Regions from separate parts of the Mus musculus genome. Here regions 1 and 2 are each linked to region 3. The links are chromatin loops, found by intact Hi-C in ENCODE. Cell type or tissue: left cerebral cortex. All regions are shown on one strand.

What was found. A loop is a pair of places that touch in the nucleus more often than their neighbours do. Peaks named below come from ENCODE experiments on the same cell type or tissue, not always from the same donor. Only the 100,000 strongest peaks of a DNase experiment are listed, where the experiment ranks them.
Region 1: it touches region 3 in a loop (2.3-fold over the local background); 4 of 42 quality-filtered maps call a loop at or near these places.
Region 2: it touches region 3 in a loop (2.7-fold over the local background); 3 of 42 quality-filtered maps call a loop at or near these places.

Annotation. Positions count from the first base shown.
Region 1 is chr15:94,765,119-94,773,118 of GRCm38, forward strand. All of the region lies in intron 3 of Tmem117 (transmembrane protein 117), which reads left to right. Among named protein-coding and RNA genes, the nearest start is that of Gm25546, 88 kb to the left of the region's middle. In left cerebral cortex, a CTCF peak has its summit at 4,192 (motif pointing right); DNase peaks (open chromatin) are centred at 4,319, 5,486, 6,000, 6,313 and 1 more place; H3K27ac peaks cover 1,354 bases.
Region 2 is chr15:95,426,059-95,434,058 of GRCm38, forward strand. Nell2 (NEL-like 2) reads right to left here. Exons shown (of 20, transcript NM_001356951.1): 6 at 6,793-6,865; 7 at 6,537-6,619; 8 at 5,481-5,609; 9 at 3,820-3,922. Among named protein-coding and RNA genes, the nearest start is that of Gm31370, 43 kb to the right of the region's middle. In left cerebral cortex, a CTCF peak has its summit at 4,055; DNase peaks (open chromatin) are centred at 2,197, 2,902 and 4,132; H3K27ac peaks cover 2,120 bases.
Region 3 is chr15:95,521,604-95,529,603 of GRCm38, forward strand. Nell2 (NEL-like 2) reads right to left here and starts at 6,411. Exons shown (of 20, transcript NM_001356951.1): 1 at 6,198-6,411; 2 at 5,674-5,802. The coding sequence starts at 6,261. In left cerebral cortex, CTCF peaks have their summits at 4,584 and 7,154; DNase peaks (open chromatin) are centred at 3,447, 4,599, 5,323, 5,835 and 2 more places; H3K4me3 peaks cover 5,277 bases; H3K27ac peaks cover 3,486 bases.

The sequences.
Region 1 (8,000 bases), 760 kb before region 3:
TGAAATAATACCATGCATCCTGAGGAACAGACTATACTTAATACAGATTTGGAATATTTAGTTGTAACAAAAATATCTTGACTCAATAAAAAAAAAAAAACGTGGTTTTCTTCCTACATTCTTATTGCTCACTATGAAAACTTTCTCTGGGTCAATTTAAACTGAACATTTAATCATGTGTAGCACTTTCTGTTGTAGAACAGTGTTTATAAAGTATTTAACATTTGCTATTTTGGGGACCAGCTATTAGAGAACCAAACCAGTGAATTGAAAATAACAAATCACAAAAAAGCCGAATTTCAGGTCAGGAGTGTGAACATTAGCAGCAGCTGCAGCCCCAACACTGTAGAACTTGGTCTTTTCGAGGGAGTGGTGCGTTTCCCAGTGGGTCTTCTTGTCAGTGGAAGGAAGGCTTACAACCACCCTTTATCTTGGTCAGTCTGCATGCTCGAGGAAATTCTCATTTTGCACTGATTTGTCCAACACATTACACGATAGAAATGATCTAGCATGGATGGCATGCATGTTTTATCCTGAGCCATCCCAGTAATGCTCCTGCTGTAGAGTAAGGAGATAAGAGAAAAGCAAGGCTTCAGAGGGTGAGCAACTCTAAATTTCCCAGAGCTTTCCAAACTGGCTGTAAATCCCTGCCCTTGTCCTCCATGCCCTTTGCAAAGGTGGCTTCTCAAGGCCCTTCCAGATGCCACAGTGTTTCCATAGCATTGGTCAGTGTCTCTGCATGGACCGACACCTCAGCCATGCTGTCTGAAGAGCTGGAATAAGCATCAAAGAGTAGAGTAGGGATAAGCTAGCTGTCATCTTTTTAGGTACCAGGGGTTGACCTGGGCCATCTGTAGACAGTCTGGGTAAAGGTCCAAAAGACACACTCTACAAGGAAACTGTCCAGCTTGCCAGATCCCACTGAGAAGCAAGAGTAATGGAATAGAGATTGTAAGACTATCACCCTGCATGACCCTAGAAGTTCACCTCTGAATATGTGTTCTCTGCACTTTTGTCTCTAATTGAGCATGTGTTGTCTTTAGGCGCCTCTGATGAGTCACACGGAAGTAGTAGGGAAGCTCCAGGACTTTTTCCCAGTCTTTTAATTGATAACTGGGTTTACAAACCAGGCAAGCTATGTATCTATGTCTTGGATATTATAGAATTTAATCGGAAACAAGTACAGATGAACGTGAAGCCATACGGGCGACTAACTGTTTTCTCCTGATTATTAAACTAATGCAATTTTATATTTTTAAAAAAGATTATATATAAGTACACTGTAGCTGTCTTCAGACACTCCAGAAGAGGGCAACAGATCTCATTTCAGATGGTTGTGAGCCACCATGGGGTTGCTGGGCTTTGAACTCGGGACCTTCGGAAGAGCAGTCAGTGCTCTTAACCTCTGAGCCATCTCTCCAGCCCAGATGCTGTTCTATTTTAGGAAGAAAAGACAGCATAACTAAAATATTTAGAAAGAAAGAAAAGTGTCATTGCTTTTCCTTGTGTAAGATGAACATTATTACTTAGTTAACGCTGTGGTTTTAGTTTTTAGACTTCACCTTGATTCACTGTATAGGTCAACATTATTTTTCACTTAGTGCATCCATTTTTACAGAAACATCTTATTGGCATTTTAAATGAACATACCTTAAAAAAAAAAAGACCAAGTGGCTGAGCTGTTGTAGCATGGATCGTACTCCCTCCACTGTTCCTGCCGCTACAGCAGGAGCAGCCGTAATTTCATAGGACGGCTTCCCTTTGATCGTAGTTGACTCAGAGGTGGAAACTTTGCTCAAGATTACTGTGGTGCTTCCTTATTTTCTATAATAAATTGATTAGCACGTTTGGAGGCTTCAGTCAACAACTGATTGATTCCGTTGCTTTGGTACTGTCCTATGGTAAGTGTGTGGTAAGGCAGAAACACTCAATTCGTGGCTATGAAGCAAAAGAGAGGAAGATAAGAGAGCCAGGGACCCACAGTCACCTTTGAGGACACACCTTGAGTGACCTAAAGATGTTCTTCTAAGCCCTACTTCTTAAAGATCTCCATTTTCCATAGTTCTGCCCTGGGGACTGTACCTATAGCACATGGCTTTTAATATATACTCAGGGTCCAGTTCAAATATGTGTGCCTGTGTGTGTGTGTTTTGTATGTATGTATGTATGTGCATCTGTTTCTGTGTATGTCTCTGTATTTGTACGCGTATCTGTGTTTCTTTGTGTGTGTGTGTCTCTGTATGTTTGTGTGTGTGCACATGGCTGTGAGTGCCTCTCTGTGTGTGTCCCTTCATGTATGGTGTTGTCATGGATGTGGGTACCTGTTATATGTGGAGGTCAGTGGAAAACCTTGGGTGGTGATCTTCAGACACTTTCCACCTTTCTGCTGGAAGCAGGATCTCTCTCTCTCACTGGCCTGGAACTTTGCCGCACAGGTCAGGCTAGCTGGTCTGTGATGTTACAGAGCTCCTCTTGCTTCTGCCTCCCGCCTCACCATCCTTGGGATGGCACGTGCCCACCACCATTCCTGACCCTTTACATAGGTTCTGGGGATGGGAACTCAGGTCCTCCTCGTACTCCCAATGTAAGCAATTTTCCTAAGTGATAGCCCAAGCTCTCAGATTGTTTATTAAAACAAAAATGTAACCAAATAGACAAAACAATGAGGTTCAGAAGGACATCTTCACACACATGCACATGCACACGCAGACACAGACACAGACACACACACACACGCGCACACACACACAGAGAAGCACAGCCTTTGCTTATAATCACACCTATCATTGCTCTCTTGTTCCTCCCCTCAAAAGCTCCCCTTCTAACTTAGAGTCTGAGTGTGTGAGTGTGTCTCTGTGTGTGCATGTACGTGTGGGTGTGTGTACACATACATGTGAGTGTGCATGCATGTGTGTACGCATGTGTGTGTATGTGTGTATGTAAAATCAATTATTTTCATATGAGAAGATACGTATCTTTCTGAATGTGTCTTACTTCACTTAATATGATTTTCTTCTCAGTCGATTTCCATGTAATGAGATAATCACTTTTCTTATTCTCTTTATCTTTTCATCGAATGTTTGTTTCCGTATCGTGGTGCTTACGGACAGTACAAAGATAAACACGGATGCACAGGTATCTCTGGTGTGTGTTGATGGATCTCTTCTGGGATCTACCCAGGGGTGGTGTAGCTAGACCCTGGGCATTTGTGTTTTAAGTTTTTTGAGGACTGTCTGTGTTGAGCCTGCTGAGTTCTAATGCATCCTCAGGTGTTGAGGAGGCTCCTGCACTTGGGGCAGAAACTTAGAAACCACGAGCTTCCACTTAGCTTCCCATCCTTGCTGCTTTGGACAGCAAGAGGAGGTCTCCGAATGGTTCACGGTTGAAAGGCACCAAGCACCTGCCTTCCTCTGAGGCTGGCTTCACAGGCTCTGTCGGGTCTGTGTTTTATTTATTACCGGTTTTCATTATTCCTCCTTCGTGTGTATTTCTATGTGGGTTCCTTTCTTTTCCCTCATTTTCTTCATTCTCTTCCACTGGACTTTCCTCACAACCTTTACTTGTTGTTACTTTATTTTCCTAGATTCTGTAAGTTGCTGCGATAGCTATGAGGCGGCAGCATGACTTAACTAAGCTTCTGGTAAGGATACCTTGCATCTAAGCCCAAGAAGAGCATCCTTGGTCCTCGGTCTAGAGGATTCCTTGGTTTTCAGGCATCTGGGAGCATTGGCAGCTCATTTCAGAAAAAAGATGACTATAATGATAATTTATAAATGAGGAATTTGAAATCTTAGATGTAGATAGTGAAGTTATCATGGGATTTTGTTGTTGTTGTTGTTGTTTCCTCTTTGGCAGCTGTGTTTCTCTATGGACAGCTATGAGATCTGTCTGTGGAAGGCGCATCGTCCAAAGGCAGGGGTATGGATTAAAAAACGAACACTGGGATTAGGAGAGACTCATACATATTAATATTCGTAATTCATTTATTGATTCCTCAAGAACATATCACTTTCATGCCAGGAACTAACAGACTAACGTTGGCAGTTTAATAGACTAAAATGACATTTATGAATAGATTCTAGGTTTAAGGATCCCAAATCCTGCAGTTTTGAGATTCTCAAACAGGTGCGCCTCATTCTAATACCATGGAAGGGCTGTTTAAAGGATGTCTATTTGTGTTGAAAATGTAAACCACTAGAGGGCACTGTGGACAAACTTTTGTCCTTGTCGCTGTATTGGAGAAAGAACCTGCCAGAATTTAGTCAATTACCTATACCGTATGGCCCCTCTAGATTCATGTGTTTGAATGCTTGGTCCATAGGGAATGGCACTATCAGGAGGTGTGGCCTTTTTGGAGGAAGTGCGTCACTGTGTGGGTGGGCTTGGAGGGCTTAGATACAAGCTCAAGTCTGGCCAATGGGATCCAGTCTCCTCTTGGCTGCCTGTGAGATCCAGTCTCTTCCTGCTGCCTTCAGACCAAGATGTAGAACTCCCAGCACTCCTCCAGCACCATGTCTGCCTGGACTTTGCTATGTTTCCCACCATGATGATAATGGACTAAACCTCTGAAACTGTAAGCCAGCCCCAGTGAAATGTTTTCTTTACCAGAGTTACTCTGGTCATGGTGTGTCTACACCGCAATAAAAAACCTAAGACATCTGTACTGACCCAAATAATTGTTTGCAAAGTACTTCATAACACAGAAAGCAAAGTACTTTATAACTCAGAAAGTAGCAAATATATAGTATATATAGTATATATATATATAGTATATACAAATATATAGTATATATGTTCATAAGTCCTCAATATGCCATTATACAGTCCCCAATATAATTGTAGAACTCCATTTTTTTTTGCAGTGGGAAATTAACAATAATGATAACACATATAACCTTCCTAATATGGCTGTACAGCCCGTGTGGATCTGATATGGAGATTTTAGACTCCATACATGTATATCATTCATTCTCAGAAACATAAACAACAACAAAATACCCAGAAGACACCCCCCCCCCCCCACGGGGTTCACTTCCGGTTTTGGCAGGGACAGGGTTCATGAGTTCTGTCCCCAGGGCCCACTTGACAAATTGGCTTCCTGATGGCCGCTGCTCCACTTCTTCTGTGCTGTACTCTACCATTTCTTGATTCTTCCAAATTTCAACCCAGCCCATGGAGTTGTCCCTTATCCCCCTGCCCCAGGATGGCAAGCACAGTTTCTTATAATTACTGTCCACTGTCCAGCAGGAGCCTTCACTCTGACCATTCCTGTGGGAGCTGGCCTGTCCCCATGGTGCTGTAGAGTCTCTGTCTGCCTGCCTTGGAATGTGTCCCCAGGCTAACATCATCGTTACTTCAGAACCTTCACTGCTCGAGCCTGTATTTCAGCTGAGGATTTTAAACTATGTAGGAGAGAAAAATGTGAGTTAACAAGAGATGTGACAGGGAAGTGCATTTCAAATAAGCAGCCTAAAGCCCAGGGCTGGCGGGCTTAGGGGTGGGGCAGCATGTAGTAAGTAGCGCAGAGTGGCTCAGCTGGCAAAGGTACCTCCTGCAAAGCCTTAAGACTTGAGTTTGACCTCCAGGATCTACATAGCAGAAGGAGAGAAGTGAGTCCTATCAGTCATCCTCTGACCTCTTCACGCGTGTGGTGTCACACGCTCATAGACAAAATAAGTAAATAAATACAATGCCATAAAAACCACCAGGGTCAGGGAAGCAGCCTAGTTGATTCTGGGAAGGCAACTGTTCCTCAAGTCTTCTTGTCAAATGTCCTGATTTTTAGTGTTTTCTTTAGTTACAGGATTGTGTTTTCAGGGAGCAGGTGTGTCACTGTCTCCAGGGAGATGGCAGAGATATGGTTGGTTGCTTTTGTTTTGGCGAGATTATGAGAAGGAATGTTTAATAAAAGAGGGGCGTCCATCTCATCTTCCCGTTTAACATTCTACTGGAGGCGTTTCCACCTACACTTTCCACAAAGGGAGAAGATGTTATTCACGGAGCCTTTTGTGTGTGTGTGTGTGTGTGTGTGTGTGTGCATCTCAGATGATAAATAATTGAAAGTAAGGGTTGGCATCGTACTCCTTTTGCTTTCTTTTTTTAGGGTAATGAGAAGACAGATGGTACTTTTTCTGTAGATGCCAAAAAAAAAAAAAAAAAAAAAAGATATATAAAAAAAAAAAGAAAAGGAAAGAAAACCTCCCAAGTCTCACAGCTGTGGAACACAATCTTATGTGACTTGCACAATCAGTCTTGAGAGTCTATTGGCATCCCTCTTTAGCCCCTACCTATTTCAAGACCCAGAATGACAAGGGGAGTAATTTGCATACTCTGGATGTTTGTCATCAGAGACGGTTTGAGTCAAAGGCAGATTGTTGTGTGTGTAAAGTTAGTAACTGTATACAAAGCAAGAACCAAACCAGTCCAGCTGGTCAGCATGGATATTCTAATGGGTGGGATATTAGGACTATACACCATCCCACACTTTGAACTACCGTCTTGACTTTGGCTTGGTGGCTAAGCCGAATGACAATGTCTTCCTCAGGAAGGTAGGCGAGTTCTTCCTGTTGCGGTTTGGCTAGACAGACGAGGATCGTCTCTTCCTCACATGCGCCATTTAAAGAGAGACGCGGAAGTGACGGGGCTCCGAGTTTCTCAGGGTTCTTTTTAACATCTGACAAGTCTAAACGTTCCGTCTGCATAAGTCACATACTAATTAGTAATTAAACACCGTTATTTAATTAGACTATCTAGTTGGCGCATCACGCATTAATTACTCTCAGATTGGTGTGTGCCGGCTGTTCCTGGTGATGGGGCCCGCTCTGCTGGTTTGGTTCATGCTGTGTGCTGCAGCTGTGCCCAGGCACATCCCTTCTCTGCCGCCTTGAATTTGGGCAGGAAACATCCACATCGAGGAGACGGCAGTGGCCAGAGCTGGTCAGCTATCAATCTGAACGTTTGCAGAAGTCGAAGGAGGCTGAACGAAGGAATCTTCCCTTTAGGAGACCTACTGTGTTTTCTTTGGTTTGTGCTTTGGATTTTCTACCAGTTCTTTTGAAAACGACATGTGTACTCGAAGGAAAGGTCAGCGTTGTATCACATATGATGAATTCCCAACAGTTCTCAGCATCAGCAGGGCCTCTGGGACTCTCAGCTCTTTTCTAAAGATTATAGTGAACCTGGTGTGCTGGGTGAGACACATTTGAAAGAAATTTTAATCAGAGAGAGTCACGGTAATTCACTGTTATTTTAATAAAGAAAGGTACACTTGTTCACTATGAAAGTTACCCATTGTGCCATCTCGTCTGTTCCTTGTTAGAGAGGCAGGACCCAGCATTATAAATCCTCACAGTGTGTAATGAATTTTCAGCATCTCCTAGGACCTTATCAATTATTTCATCCCGAAAGTGCTCTCAATCATGAACTCTGCTCTTAGAGATGCACTTATACATCAGCAGATTTCATGAATGCCAGTGGTTCTGTCTGCATGGAGGTCAGAAGGGTTTGTGGAGTGTTTCTACAGGCTAATTATATTTTTGTTTGAAGGACAATTGTGTGTGGTGGGTTTTATGGTGGATAGCAGCCATGGCTTTGAATACATTTAGTCCAAACTCATCTGTGACCAGAGTCTTCCGTTCTCAAATATGCCGCATGTAAAACCCGGACATGGGTGGTATCCAGGAGATCCCTACATGGCAGGAATGCAGCCCTGTTTACTGGAAGGAAGTGATTTCTGCCGTCTGGAGGGTCCGTTCTGTTGGCTGGAGAGGCAGGGAGGTGAAATAGAGGTGCCAAGAGGTGTTGCTCATTCTTGGCTGCCATCAGTAAGAACAGAGGTTAGGGTCCAGATCTTTTATTACCTGCCCCGGGCTTCTCTTTACCACACATTTCTTCATTTCTTCTTCCTCCTCCTCTTTCTTCAAGATACCAAACATTTCATTTCCTCCCCTCAGAGCTCAGGGAACAGGGAGGTTGAGGAGGCAGAAAGATTGTAAGATCCA
Region 2 (8,000 bases), 96 kb before region 3:
TTGGCTTAAACTATAAACCCTGAAACATGTATTTGGAGACCTTGATACATACACACCTGAGATTAAAAGTGGGAGGTGTGCATACAGTGAGCTTTTAGACAAGCTGGGTCATTGCTTTAGGACCTGAAATGTGCTAACCAAGTCTACATCATAAAACCCCGACAGCTAACTCTTTGCTAACCGAAGCACTGTTAGGTCACCTGAGAGCGTGTTGGCAATGGCGACTGCTCTGTTCCAGACCCGGCATCAGAATTTCATTTTAATGAGATCCCAAACTGCTTTATCTTCTCATTAAAATCTGAGAAGCACTGAGGTCAGCCGTAGCTCCTGTGTCTAGGCCTTACAACTTATCTGATTAAAAACTCGGTTCTCTGCAAAACCATCAGTGCTAGTAACAATCAGTGTCACCTGCCTGCAGTTGAAAGTTACACATATGTTAGCTGTGAAGTATCCGTCATTCTCCATGAGCTTAAATGTATCTGTCCTGAGTTGCTAAGTTCACTGAGGTATCTAAACTAAACTGAGGTATTACCAAACTAAAAGGATGTTTATAAATGAGGAAAGGTGTGAAGTATAGAAGTTACTTAATATATAGGATGTATCTGAAATATAAAACAATCATAAGGTTTGGCCCTCAAATCCTCAAAACCTATCATTGCTCTATGCCTCAGTCCAGAAATAATATTTGCTGGTTTCTAACAAGAACAGGGGACCAGTAACAGGGGAAGGGTGTCGTTTAGAAGCCAAGGTAGCCATGGGGAACAGGGGGGCTGTTTAGAAGCAAAGCCCCATCTAGTATGTACTTTGTGTGGATGGGTACTCAGCAGGGCTGGGGATGGAGCTACGTCCGCCATTCTCATCAACAGGTACTTTGCTAGCTAGGGCTCCAGAGTTCTTAGCAACATCATGTCCAGCAACATATTTAAAAGAAATTTCATTGTCTATATTTTATAGTGACTATGTTTTAACTTAGAGACAGATTTTGCATAAAGGATGTTCTTAAACTTTACTCCATGAGAACCACTGAGAACCACGTCTAAATGGAAACAGAGAATCCCTTTCTGTCCGAACCTTAGACCAGACTCATTTCATTCTTGATCTGTAACGATCTTACATACTGTGGGATTATGTATAGAAAAGCAGAGCCTCATAAGTCCACCTAGTTGTCTGGCCCTTGCGACTAGGGACAGAGGAGCCATGGCTTCTGTCTGCAGTGTGTGCTGATGTCTACTTACCTTATTGTGTGACCCTAACTTACTACTTTGCACATGGTTGTCTAAATCAACCTCTAAGATGCTTAAAATTGCATACGTCTTATTTTTTCCTATTCTGGTTTCAAAATGGCATTTTGCACAATCTTTATTGAGAATGGAATAAGCTCATTTTTAAAACAATTACCTAACAGCACTACAGATAAAAAACTACACTTTCTGCTTAAGTGTTTTCCTTCCATCTTAAATTGCATCGGGTATGAATGATGTCTAGATTATTGCTCTTCTGTTTGGTACAAATAGCAAATCCTCTCACTTGTTTCAAAGTAGCACACTGCTAAGAACACTAGCCTTCTGATCAGCTAAAAAAAAAATCGCATTTTTCCTTTAGCACCATACTAGACAGTTTGATTTAATTATTATTATAGACATTTACATAAAGCTTTCTTCAGAAGAGTTTTAGCCCATTTAAGCAATGTCATTACATGGACAGAGAAACTCTTTTTAGAAAATGTAATGGGGCATGAAAAATAATAAAACCCACAAAATACATTTATTCAAGGATTTTAATAATGAAGAGAAATTGCAATTCAGACTGAAGAGCTGGAAGCCGAGTGCTCGCTCTTCTTTTAAAAGAAAGAGTGATTAAGCAGGTGCAACGTAGGGCCCTGAATGAAAGGGCAGCGTCCTGTGCCCTGTCTTCTGCAAAGATACCTTCATTTCAAACAACATGAATTTGGGATATTTACACACCATCAACAGAACTTACTGAAGACGGGGAACTGCGATTCCTTTTAACAACAATTCTACTTGATAGCTTTGTAAGGTTGGAGGGAAAGACTTGGGCTTCTTAGGTTCCCCTTTCTTAGAAGATGTCCCATGAATCAGTAGTGCTGCCCACCCAGTGCCCTTTCAAAGACCCAGTGAAACAAACAGCCTTTGTTCTCAGATTCCACCCCCCCTGCCAGCTGCCTCTTGCCAGTGCTCCCTCACTAAAGGAAGAAAAACAAGCAGGTCCGTATTTTTGTAGAGTGAGCTGGAAAGAGCTGGCAATATATAATAAAAACTACTATAGTCTTTGATCCAGCAACTCCACCCTTAATACGTTCTATACCCAGAGCTATAAGAAGTGCACCAAGTTTCTGTATGAATGACGTCATATTGCCTCACATAAGGAAGGGGACAGGGGAGCACCGCACAGACTTTGAGAGGGGAGAAACAGAACCACAGCAAACCTTACAGTGTTATAATATGCAGCAATGTCTGATGGGTAAGGGAGTGTCAGCATAAGCCATTAATTAAGGAGAACCAGGGAAAATGAGTGACACCACTCTCTGCATAGAATAGAGAAAGCCTGCACCGTCATATGTCAGTGGGCATGAGAAAAATTACTCGGCAAAGCACACGAGAATTAAACTCTAAGAGGGCAAGGGAGAGTAAAATCTCATTTTTGTTTTATATTTCCTGTTATATGTTGAATGCTATGTATGTAGTTTTTATTAAGATGCTAAAATGCGGTACTCAAACCTCGATGGCTCCTCTGAACCTACTTAGCTAGCCCAGCACACACGTGAGAAATGAGCTCAAGAAGATATCAGCACAGTGATATATACAAGGCAACTGTTACTTGCTGACATTTTCCTGCTGGCATGTAGGAATGTGTGCACACGGCGTAGACTTGAGTTAGTTGCAGTGGCTAGGGAGATTTGTAACAAGAAATCGGGAGCCAAAACAGCTGCCATGCCTTCCCTCATGCCACGTGCCTACTTTCTCTTGCTGTCTACCCTCACTCCATCTTTATGAGTCTCACACCACACATGGGTGTGCTTACACAGTCCGTAGAGCCCACACATTAGATAACAAGCCAGTGTTCATAAATGATTAGTGTATAAACTCCTTTGACAAAAACAGAACACTATTTTAAGGGCTCTTTTTAGCCAGGACTTAAAAACAAGTCTTTTCAGAAGTAAGTCCTGTAGACTGCTTGATTTCTGTGACTGAGAGAATGACCTAGAACATCATAGGCTATGGAAGATTGTAAAAGTGTTTCTAGACATCACACATGAACTTCATATACTGTGTGAGAAAGGGCAGCCAAGCCTCCTCACACGGCAGTGCAAGTGTTTTTGTTGTTGTTCATTTGTTTTGTTTTGTTTTGTGTTGTGTTGTTTTGTGTTGTTTTGTATGTTATTAAAGTCCGAGCCGAGTGATACTATATAAGTGGGTTCCATTGTCTTGAGTAAAGGAGCGATATTTCACCCGATGCTCATAGTAACTTACGTCACAGACTTCCCTGATACAAGAACATAAACAGCTGATCTTTCTCTACTTGGTAGGAATCTGTATTAAGCAGTAAAAGGCAGAAGGCCCCCCCACTTCAAAGAGTGTTTTGTCTGTCTTCTCTACTTTTGTCGCTATATGCAAGGGTCTTCCAAGAAAACCTAATGGTCCTTCCAAAGTACAAGCAGGTAAAAATGATCACCAAAATAGAAGAGAGATTCTTTCTGGAGGTAATTTAGCTTGCCTAGCTTACAGAGATCGATGCAATATTTTTACCATGAAGCTGTATTTCTCCAAAGAAAGAATTGCTCAGCAAAGGCATGCTCACATTTGCACTCCTTACAGCACTTGCCATCCACATACGCAGGGGCCGATTTAGGAGGGCAGTCAGGAGCAGGGCAGACCAGAGTCTCGCACTGGATGGTCCCGTTCTGAAAAGCAAACAGCGTTTAAAGAAATGCCACCTAGAAACTCAATGCTCTACAACAGCTATTAAATCCATTTCATAGACTTCAAGCTCTTACATAAAATGTCACTGTTCTTTTTAGCAATGCCCACAGCGTGGTGACTCACAGTAATGCGGGCTACATTTTAAAAATTGAGACCCGTCCCTATTTTTACCCAGCAACTGATCTTTCCTAAGCAAATCTGCACCTTCTATGGTGAAGTGGAGAAGGCCACAAGCTCACAGGAAAATGGCAAGCTGAAAGTTGGCCCGGAACACCTCGCTATCTCCCGAATGCTCACACACCAACCACGCGTCTGGCTGCTCTGACTTTCCCAGTCAGTGTGTGCTCCTTACCAAATCACACCCAGCACTTGGCTTAGGTAGATTTCTGGTCCTCATTTGGGAAGGTTTCACTACAACTGTAAAATATTATAACTTTATTATATTGTAACCTTGAGTAAAAAACCCATATTACACAGAGATGTACATATGTGTATGCATACACACAGACTGTACACACAGACGATGCATGGACAGACTCTCACCTCACCTAGATGCACATATATATGTTCAAACACAAAGACATGCTCACAAGTGTACATATACACAGACACACATTCACATGTACATATGCACGGGGTACACACATCCACACAGATGACATGATCGCTTGCTTTCCCTTGTCATCTCTCTCTCTGTCTCTCCCTGTCTCTCCTTCTCTCCCCACCCCCACCTCTCTCTCTCTCTCTCTCTCTCTCTCTCTCTCTCTCTCTCTCTCTCTCTCACACACACACACACACACACACACACACACACACACACAGATACCTTCACATACAGATCACTTTGGATCCTTTTTTATGTGTGTGATATTCTGCTCTTGAATCGACTGGATGAGTGTAGCGAATGGCTTTCTGAATGGTAACACAAATAGACCTGTGACCCTTTACAGAACTCTAGCTTTTTAACAGTTCCTATGGAATCTGAAAATTTAAAACCACACTTGACTTGAAGCTTTCTTTGAAGCATGGCTATGGTTTTGAAATAATAATGCACTAAAAAGAATGTATTACTGAGAATTAAGAAAAGTCACATTTATTTGAACAGTGTAGTGTGTATTCTCTTAGCCAACTATTAAAGACTATTTAAAATCCATTATTTATATTATATTATTCTGTCTAAACACAATATTTAATGCTCTATATAATTCGGATTCTTTATAACTCATTAATAAACACACGAGAGAGAATTCCCCAGAAGTGGTAAGGGTTATAGGACAGACTCCCTTGGGACTCGCTCTGCTGACCTAATTTGAATTGCTAACGTCATGTGTGCGCAGATGTGCTTCATAGCATCCTCACAGCAAGAGAGTGTCTTTAATAATGTAACACACGGCTCTTCAGAAGTGACCAGGTTTGCTTGCATTTTAGTGTTGCATTTAGAGAAAATAGGTCTTGAAATTTTCATGATTACATTGTCTTAATAAATATTTAACCAGTGTGGCCACCCAAGTCCCCCATGACAGCAAACGGAAGGCATACCAAGCATGTGCAGTTCTTACAGCCGTCTGTCCAGGACTCAGACTCTCGGTAGGTGGTTCCCTTCACAGTGCATGTCCGCTCACAGTAGCACTGATCCAGCCTGTTCATTCTTTGTTCAGCTCTGGACAACTATGGCACAAAGACAGGACTCACCATAACAGCCACTCGGAAGTGCACGGCACTCTAGCAAGCATCTAATATCACTACATAAACAACAGTAACAACGAACAGGTTGTGCCCATCACCAATTATTATAAATATATTAAGCCATTATCAATTATAAATATATTAAGCCTGTAAATTTCAAAGACACATTTCCTGACCATTACATGTGAAGTTTACCTTTAAAACAAAAATCATAATTCATAAGACATGAATTGAGGCTAATTTGGGATAACACCATCCACAATACAGGTAAGAATTTTTTATTTTAAAAAAGTGTCTAATTCCATTAATATTCTTAGTCAGGTAAAAAAAAGGGGGGGGGCGGATTTAGGATTCACATCATGTAAATCACAAGCCGTACATACACGGCCTTTAGAAAGTCCTTCAATACTACGCGAAATTTAGAATCCTCTGAACTTGTCTGTGAGCCTGTTATATTCTTCAGACTTACAGTGAGTGAACCTACAGCTACAGCATAACAGGTAAAACTGTCCTGGAGCCATTTACTTGGCCAAATTATGGTGTCCACATACTTTACAGTGCCTTCCTTACTTCATTTTTTTGCAACGAAAGCTAAACAGAAATAAATAATAGAAACCAGGCGATGTTAGATCTTGCAGCAGCGGCAAAGCAGAATGTGAGCCAGGCAATCTGCTCCCTTCCTGATTGACTGCGTCATTTGTTATACAGACAGCTAGGGTTTAAACATTTATACACCTTAATAAACATTATAACCTTCTCCTTTGAGCAAAGATTCCAATCCAGTCCCAGGAAATCGCAGATTGGCTACTTTAAGGAATATCTCCACCATAAAAATCTATGGTGATAAAGGAGCTTTGGGGAGTGACATGGCCGTGGCGCATCCTCAGTGTATTCGTGGCTCAATTTTACCTTGGCTGACGTCTTTGATAAAATGTCCTGCAGCTCCATGATTTTCTGCACAAGCCCATGGAAGTCGTTGCATGTTGGACAGGCTGCAATTACAAAGGGGACATTGATCAGGCCGTATTTAAAAGGGGCTCCATCTGATTAAGTCTCTGCTGACAGCCATTTCGAGTGAGCTCCAATCTCACACTGACATTCTAGACAAAATGAAGCACAGGCACACCTCTCATCACAGCATACAGGGCAGGACAGACAGACTTACTTCGATTAAGGTCCGGGCACTGAGCAATGAAGCCCTGAGGCATGACAAGAACGTGCACATCCTGCATTATTCCCTGTGTGGGAAAACATGGAAGAAGTGTTATCTCCATTTACCTAAATTATGGTCAGAGGTCAAGTTCCTGAGGGAAAATGTTAAGGAACAGATCTACCCAAACCCCTGGGTCTAGAGCCTTCGGGCATCTGTTCCTAACCAGGCCATGCCAGGGAAAGAGCATCATCAGGCAAAGCAGAGAACTACCTGGGTGTTTCCTCCTTGATAATGCTTTTAAAGCTGTAAGACTAAATGTCAAGATTCAAGGATGTGCCCATCGTCTTATTGTTTTGAGGAGTTATTTTTAGTTCACCACAGAAGCAAGGCTTGAAAGTGACCTTTAAGCATCGGCAGGAAAATCACTGGGGGCTTTATCACCACAGACCTGAGACCAGTTTTGTACTAACAGTGATCAAAGGGGGAAAGGTGGGTAAACTGAGTCATGAAAGCAATGCCACTTGCTCTTTCTCTCTTTTTAAAAAAAAAAAACAACTGGGATTATTTTAAAGTTGATCTCTCAATTCGGAAAGGACCGACGATTTAGTGAGCAGCTGTAGCTTAGATTTAGCATGCTCAGGAACACAGAAAGGTTAGAAGCATATGAATGCCAGCCGCAAATGACCCACACTGCACAGCAGGCTTTGCACTTACATGCAGCCTTAGCCACTGCGAATGACCTCTTCTCACAGACCTCTTCCCTCTTTTCCGCCACCTCCTCTCTTATCCACTTCATGTATGTACAGTTTGTTATTTATATGATGTGAATCCTAAATATTTTTTACTTGTGTTATATTTAACTATATCTTCTTGGAAAATGCAAATCAGAAAGATTAGTGACAGGGGTACATGTACCAATGTTATCAAGAGACTAATATCCCTATAAAGATCTACCACTCAAATAGTGATCTCTGTTTACATATTTACTATGATTAACAGCATGTGTCGATGTGAGAGGGAACTTTTTCAGTACACAGTGTGGCGAGTACTAAAATCTGTTCTTGATTCTGACATATGGGAGTAGCTTGGGTTATAAAATATCTCATAGCTTTACACAGGAACGTGGAGATCAGTCTGGTGTATATAGAATGCAGGTGACGCACTACACACATCTAATGGACAATGTTCTCAGACTATAATAAAGATGGCAAAGCACATAG
Region 3 (8,000 bases):
TCATAATGAGAAAGAAAGAAAGAAAGAAAGAAAGAAAGAAAGAAAGAAAGAAAGAAAGAAAGAAAGAAAGAAAGAAAGGCAGGAAGGAAGAAAGAAAGGAGAAGAGAAGAGAAGAGAAGAGAAGAGAAGAGAAGAGAAGAGAAGAGAAGAGAAGAGAAGAGAAGAGAAGAGAAGAAGCTAGGAAGCTAGCTAGGCATGTGACACATGCTGGCATTAGCAGCTCTGTAGAAGCAGAGTTGGGCATATCCTTTGTACTCACTGGCCAGAAAGACTACCCTACTGGGAGAGCCCCAAGCCACTGAGAATGCCTGTCTCAAAATGCAAGGTGGATACTTTCTAAGGATTGAAACTATATTTGACCTTTGACCTCTACAAGCCTGCTTACACATGTGCATGCATGTACATGTACCCAGCAATTATATCAAATACCCTATCATATTAAATCTTCCCCAGCCACAGTGGCATTGCTATGGTTTGAATATCTGTGCCTTTTCAAAGCATGTTGGTGAAATGTAAAGCCTACAGTGATAGTATGGATGGAGGCCCTTGGGAGAGCAGCACTCTTCCTCACGGAAAGAATGAATGTTGTTACACAGAGCTTGAAAGGAGATGGGGTTGCCTGTTCTGCCATAAGGAAGACATAGGAGCCACCCATGAGGAATGCCCTTCACCAGACAGGAATCTCAATGAAGTAGAAAAGGAATAGCAAACTAAGCTCACAGCTAATAGAAGGAAAGGAACAATAAGTATTGAACAATGGATGAAAGAAAGAAAGATAGGTAGATGGATAGATAGATAAGTAGATGATGAAAGAAAGAAAGAAAGAAAGAAAGAAAGAAAGAAAGAAAGAAAGGAGGGAGGGAGGGAGGGAGGGAGGGAGGGAGGGAGGGAGGGAGGGAGGGAGGGAGGGAGGGAGAAGGAAGGAAGGAAGGAAGGAAGGAAGAAAGAAAGAAAGAAAGAAAGAAAGAAAGAAAGAAAGAAAGAAAGAAAGAAAGAGGAAGGAAGGAAGAAAGGAAGAAAGGAGGAAGGAAGGAAGGAAGAAGGGAGGGAGGGAGGGAGGGAGGGAGGGAGGGAGGGAGGGAGGGAGGGAGGGAGGGAGGGAGGAAGGAAGGTGCTGAATGGCTAGATGGATGGATGGACGGACAGACTGACTGACTGATTAAATCAGAGGGTAGAGAGATAAAATAAACTGAGCCCTAGAGAGGTTTTGTAAATCTAAGCAGCACTAACAAAGCTCCACCTGAAGTAAGCAAAAACAAAGGCGACAAATCAGAAATGAGGAAGAAGCTTTAAAACTGGTCACACGGCATTTAAAGATCCCAAGAGACTGCTTCAGCTGATGTGAAGCCTAAACACAGACGCCCTGACACTCCTCAGAATTCTATGTGCCCAGCGCCCGATTCCAAAGCTACTGCCATAGGGTTGGGTATTTCTTACAGAAGCAGCCACTTCTATGCAACAAAATACATTAGTTACCTATTGCTGGTAAATTAAAAAGAAAGAAAAAAAAAACATGGCAAGGTTTATCAGTTGTTACTATATGTATTATTTCATAATTCAGGTCAGAGGTCCAAAATTAGTTCCACTGACCTAGTAATTATACAACAATAATTTGGGTGGATGGACTTAACTTATAACCGCTTTCACTTCATCATCAAGGGTACTGAAGCTCAGAGAAGTAAGTACCCTCACGGCTGTCCTCACAAGTAGCACACAGCTTGTGACTTTTTGCCTGAGTCTACCTGGGTTCTAAGTCCATCTCTGATCACTGTGTTATTTTTCTCTGTCAGAGAAGCACCCACAGCCATAGCCCTGAAACTCACAGGCTCTCACTATAACAGTTAATTTTCACTGTCAACTTAACTGAATTTAGGATTACCATAGATTGTTTGTGTCGGAGAGGGTATGTCTCAATGAGGTTTCACTGAGAAAGACCGGCCCTGAATGCAGGTAGTCCAGAGACTATGGTCTCAGGGTGAATACAAAGAAAAATGGGATAGAGAGTCCTGAAGGTCAGCGTTCATCCCCCTCTGCTTCCTCCACACAGGATGCCTCACCCTCTCCATGCCTGACCCTCACCGCCATGCTCCTTGCACCACAGACACAGCCACTCTCATCCCTGTGTTTTCCCCTTTGAATTGCAAGTTGAAACTAACCATTCCTTCAAGTTGCTTTTTCAAGTGTCCTGTCACACCCATGAGAGGTGTAGCTCACACACTGCTGGAGACACGCCCTCATCACCCCCTTGAGCTCTAACGAAGTCACCCACCAGTGTCACTGGCCTGCCACCAAATACCTAGGAATGCCTTCCCTTCCAGATGTAAAAGTTCTTTAAGAAGAATCACTAAGATTACTTTCAAGTTACCAAGGAAGGGGGAAAATGTTTTGATTTTATCTGTGCTTCGGGGGTTAATGAGATTATGCAATCTACCAACACTTCAGAAGGTATTTTCCTAAGACGGCAGATGAGATTATCTATTTTGGGAGCCTGGACAAACTGTTATGATCAAAGAGCTGAAACCCATGCTAAGTTTGTGTGTATGCTTTATCCCTTATGATCTCTCATGTACACAGAGAAAATAAAATTATTATGATCATTATCTGCCAAAACACGAGCGAGGCTCCAATGCTAGGAAGGGAGAATCTATTCGCTGTTTTAATAGTCCTTAGAACTGAAACTCCTTACACCTGGCTGCAAGTCTTTTCATTGCCAGTATATGCTGCTGTATTCTTCAAAAGCATAATAAGGGTGCTTGGGACTATGTGTCAGGTTACAGCCAGAAATGACTAGAACCCCAAACTACTGCCCAGATAAATTAAGTAATTATTCTAACAGGCATAATCCAAAACCCACAAGTATTAAGGAATGGTTGGATTTGAAATCTCATTAAATTTTCAAAGCAACTGTAAATCAAATTTTAACAACACTAAAACAGTGCTGCAGCATTATGGTGGATGTTCCAATAAAAAGTGATGATTTGGAAGTATAACAAAATGTTAAATAGTAGATTTGTACTTCACAGTAGTTTTTAAAAAAACATTCATAGTTTAAAATATTCATAGTTTCAAAATACCAAAATACATGTATATCAGAAACCAGAAAGAGAAAATAAAGTAACCAAAATGAAAAATACTAAATAAGTAAAAAGTCATGAGGCCAACGTGTTTTGAGATTTCTTATTTCAAAGGGATGAGACAGGTAGTTTTGCTATCTGTTGGAGAAGCAATCGATGGCTCAGAAATCACTTCACCTTGTTTAGAATGTATCTGGTAGCACAGAAAACTTGTACGTGAAGTTTGTATGAAATCTGGGAGCACCTCACAGATTTTTTTGATTTGTTTCTATTCTTGCTATGACATTTGACACACTATATCAAATACTGGCAGCATTCTCAATTCACTATAAATGAAACCTCGAAACTCTTCCCGGTCTGAATGCTCTTGTCCCTCTAAGCCCCGTGGGATCCAGAGAAATAGCACAGCTCAGGGCTGAGTTCTTATCAAACCTGCTGCTTGCCTGGCGTCTGAGGAAAGACCTTGCCAGGGAGACGCAGAACCACACATCAGTCACTTGTCACTGACTTCGGAATTCAAATCTTGTAAGAGAAGTTACTACAGTGCAATCAATACATCAGGAACGCAAGCCTTACAAGGACACAGCGGACAGTAAATAGCGGTTCAGACACAAAGAGACTTAAGGTGGCAGGAAGTGAACTTTTGCATCTTTGAATGAAAACTATTTGTGAAGCATTTGCTCTTTCTAGTATTGAGCTCGGTATTAGCTAAAAAACAAAAGAAGTTCACTGTTGGAAACTGACATCCACCAACTGAGCACAATTCAAAGAAAACATATGACATTAGCCATGGTTATTTTTTTAATCACAATGCATACCTTAAAGAAACTGGCTATTTATGGCGAAATAAATATTGTTTTAAATGAACCAGAAAAGAAACTGATACCCTAAGACTATTACCTAGAAACCGTCATACTGTTCAATATATAATTGTCCGATTGTCCCACATAAAATGTACATTTCTGGTTTCTACTTGTGACAGATGGACACTTTGTATAGGAAGTACCCTTAGGAAGGCTAAAGGGAGCCTTTGAGGTTATCATAACAATTCATTACAATGCAGACCATTATTGGAAACTTGGTTTGTTATGCTTTCTATTTACCAAAACTATCAAGTCCTAAAATATTGAGTTCCTGTTCTAAGAGACTAAAATTGAAAGATAGAAATAACACAGAGAATGAGTCTAAAGCCTACCCCTAATTACATTTCTATTCAACTGAATTTTTGCTGACAATTGAGCTCTATTTCCTTGATTACATTTAGCTATTGTCTTCAGTATCCCAGCCCCACCCTCCCCAAAGCATCTCGGAGTAAAGAAAATATCATAAACACTCGTTGCAATAAAAACACTCATTAACAACCTTAACTGAAACCCATTTTTAAAGAGCTTACGTTTTAATTTATTATGAACACAAATTCTTCTTAAATGCAACACATGTCAGTTTTTCCCTCTCCCTACAGAAAGCTCAAGAGCTGCTGTCCATGGTGACATGCACTGGCTGAATGAGGCAACAGCGCCACCACAGAAACATCCAAGTTGCCTACTATGTCTGCTTCTTGATGGCAGATGTGCTGGGTTGGTTGCATTTTGCATCGCCAACGTTTCAGTAATTATCAGTTGCATTTTGATGGCAATTTGAAGCCATAGCTCCCAATAGCAAAAGAAACACATAACACACACACACACACACACACACACACATGTATGGTGGTGGGAGGATGCCTTGATCTTCAGGATACAGGGCATCCCCAGTGCCTCTTTTTAAATTCCATCTCCTTGGACAGTTTAGCCCCCTTTTACACCCTCGGGCTAAGCACCTTCCCACAAGGCGAGAAGTTTTCAAAAGCTTTACTCAATCAATTTGCAGGCTGGCTTTTTTTTTTCTGAAATTTTGTTCTGACTAAACAGTATATTCAAATATGATTTGAAGTCTGGACAGTAATGAATAGCCAATATCCACTGAGTTCAAAAAGAAAAAAAAGTTTTAAAATTCTACACGTACAATTATGGTGATATAGGGCTATGCTTCTGTGAACGTCCCCTTGAAATGATTTCAAAATAATCGTAGCAGTAGCATTGCCTTCCCCTCGCCGCTGATCGGCACGGGAGAATGGGGAGCGCTCCATGGTAACCGTGCTTCAAGTACAGACATGTGCAGTAAAAATACCATAAAGGAATTCCTCTGGTCAGGCACCACAGCGCCGAAACTTTGGGAGGTCAGTATTTTAACCAAGATTGAGCTATCTTGTTTCCTTCCCAAATCCATTCCACCCAAATGAGGCGTTTGTGTTACAATTTATTGTTCCCTAGACGCCCAAATCACCCATCTGCCTCTGGAGTTTCTAGTCGGTAATTAAGGCACTATCCATTAGAACCACCAAGTGCACCAAGTAAGGAGGAGGAAAAGGAGTGCGAGGGGGAGGAGGGGAGGAGAAAGAACCCACTTAAAAAGAGTCAGACCCTGAGCTCACAGAGACCCCCTCGCCCCAGCTGGGACTCTCCGCCCGCTCCGTGCAGCGTGCAGCGCCAAGCCAAGTTACCAGAAGCCGCAGAGCCAGCTCCCCGCAACACACATGGGGCTCCACACTGGGCCATACCTTGGAAGAGGAAGGCTTTCGTCCCATTATGCAGTCCCGGGACTTGGCGCACTCCATCTGTAGACTCCCCAAGTTCTAACTCTGTTAAGACGTCAATCTGTAGGGAGGGGTCCACACCAAGCCCCCAAACTGGTGGGAGTGGGGAAGGGTAGGAAAGAAAGAAAGAAAGGGGGCCATTAAAACGCAAGCTTCTACAGCAGCAAAGAAAGCACGCGTCTTGGCGACGATATTGGAAGTGCTGACAAGAGGCAACTCGCTCCTCCACAGGGAGAGCCTTACCTGGACGCGCTGTCAAGCTTAAAATAGCAGAGCGCTGGGTCCCATCTCCTGACCTACTTTAAGCCCCTCTCTGTGCAAAGTTCCCCCTCAGCCACAGACCCTAAGGGTGTGACCCGCCTCGCTGTCCCCAGGACAAGCACAGAAAGGACCCAAATGCAAATCCTCCAGAGCTCCCCAATCCAGAGGGACACCGGGCGGCGACCCCATGGCGGGGAACATCCCGGCCCTGCTCGGCGGCCACTCACCCGCTCCAAGCCCGAGGATCACGCAGAACGTTCTCAGTAACACCCGGGATTCCATGGCGTGCATCGTCTCAGTCCATCGTCTCCCTCTTTAAAAATAAAGATAAAAACCAAGAGGTGCTGGGAGTGAAGCGGGAAAGCCGCGCTGGCCCCTCCTGCGACCGCCTCGGCGTCGCCACCCGGGCTCAGACACCTAAGACCGAGCGGGGCGGCCCCCCCCGGGTGCGCGCCGAACTTGGAGCCGCCTCTGCGCGCATCGCTCCCGCACGCGGCGGGCCGCAGCCGGGTCAGGCTCTCGGGGACCTGCGGGGACCTGCACCGAGCAGCGCCCCGCCGAGCCACGCGGCCCGGGCGCGCACGCAGAGGAAGGGAGGCGGCTTCGGGAAAGCCGGGCCGGGCCGCCCCGCACCCGCCCGCGCTCCCGCGCCCGAACCTGTTGGAAAGGCGGAGACAATGGCGAGAGCCTGGAGCCGCCGAGACCGCTCCGGGAGGGCGGGGCGCGAGCCGGGGCGCGGGCGGGGCGGCCTCTTTTTCCCCCTGCACACGCAGCGCCTGGTCCAGCCAGCCCTGCCCGCAGAGGTCCTCAACCACCCTCGCAAGCCCGCAACCGCAGCCTCCGCTCGGGATCCTAGGATCTCAATGCCAGGTGCCAAGTTGATGGGCGGCGTTTGCACTCACCCCCTCGAAATCGGGCGCGTGTCTCCAAAGCCCGGCGAGAGAAAGGACCACCCAGCCGCAGGAGGCGAGGTTGCAAAGAAAGGCACCCGGCCGCCTCGGGCAAAAGAGGGAAGCCCTCACTTAGACACTCACGCTGCACGGCAGCCCCGGCGCAGGGCACCCCCTCCCGGGCGGGAAAAGGAACCCAGCCAAAGCACGCAAGACTCCTAGGTGAAGCTGGACAGGCGCGGGAGACCGAAGGAGATGGGTAGTGAGCAGGGGAAGCCTGGCCAGCCCAGACTGAGAGGCTTTCTGCCCAGGGCGGGGCGCTGGAGAGCCTCCAGGCGCAGACAGCACACAGAACTTAGCCAAGTGCCAGGAGCTGCTGGACAGCTCCAGAAACCTTAGAGTGCTTCCCAAATCCAAAGTCCAGGACACTACACAGCAGCAAGGGTCAAAGGGCAAGGCAAGGGGATTCTACCCACTGAGAAAAACAAGTGTCAGTACGTGTTAGAATGAATAGATGATACAGATAAGACTATGTATAGATGGATGGATGGATGGATGGATGGATGGATGGATGGATGGATGATGGTAGATGAATGGATAGATGAAGGATGGACGATAGGATGGTAGATAGGTTGATAAGTAGGTTTGTAGATACATAGTAAGATAAGTATATTTTTATTAAGTAAAAGATTGAGCCCAGGAAACTAAGAAGCCCACTCACTGTTGACCATACTCATGTAGACTTTACTCACCCCCCCTCCTCATACATTCTTAGGACTAAAAGAGTGGGATTATTTGTGATTATTAGAAGACTGAATAAATAAATTAAACATCAACGACGTGTATATTTTTCGAGTGCTACCTAAATTTTGCATTGAATTTTTAAGTCAGTTCTCTTCCATCATGGATAAGTTAGTTTCAAGAGTGAGTAAAACACCCATCTGTTTCTAGAGAGCTCTGAGTCCTCCTCCAATTAATCAGAATCTGCTTTCAACAAGACCTGAACCAAACACAGCAAGCCATAGGCAATATGAGATGTCACACACTGCATACATCATTGCTACACACATCACAGTAGTGATGGGGAGACACGTCTACCTAAGTTCTTGGAATATTTAACGGGGGATAAGAATTTTGAAA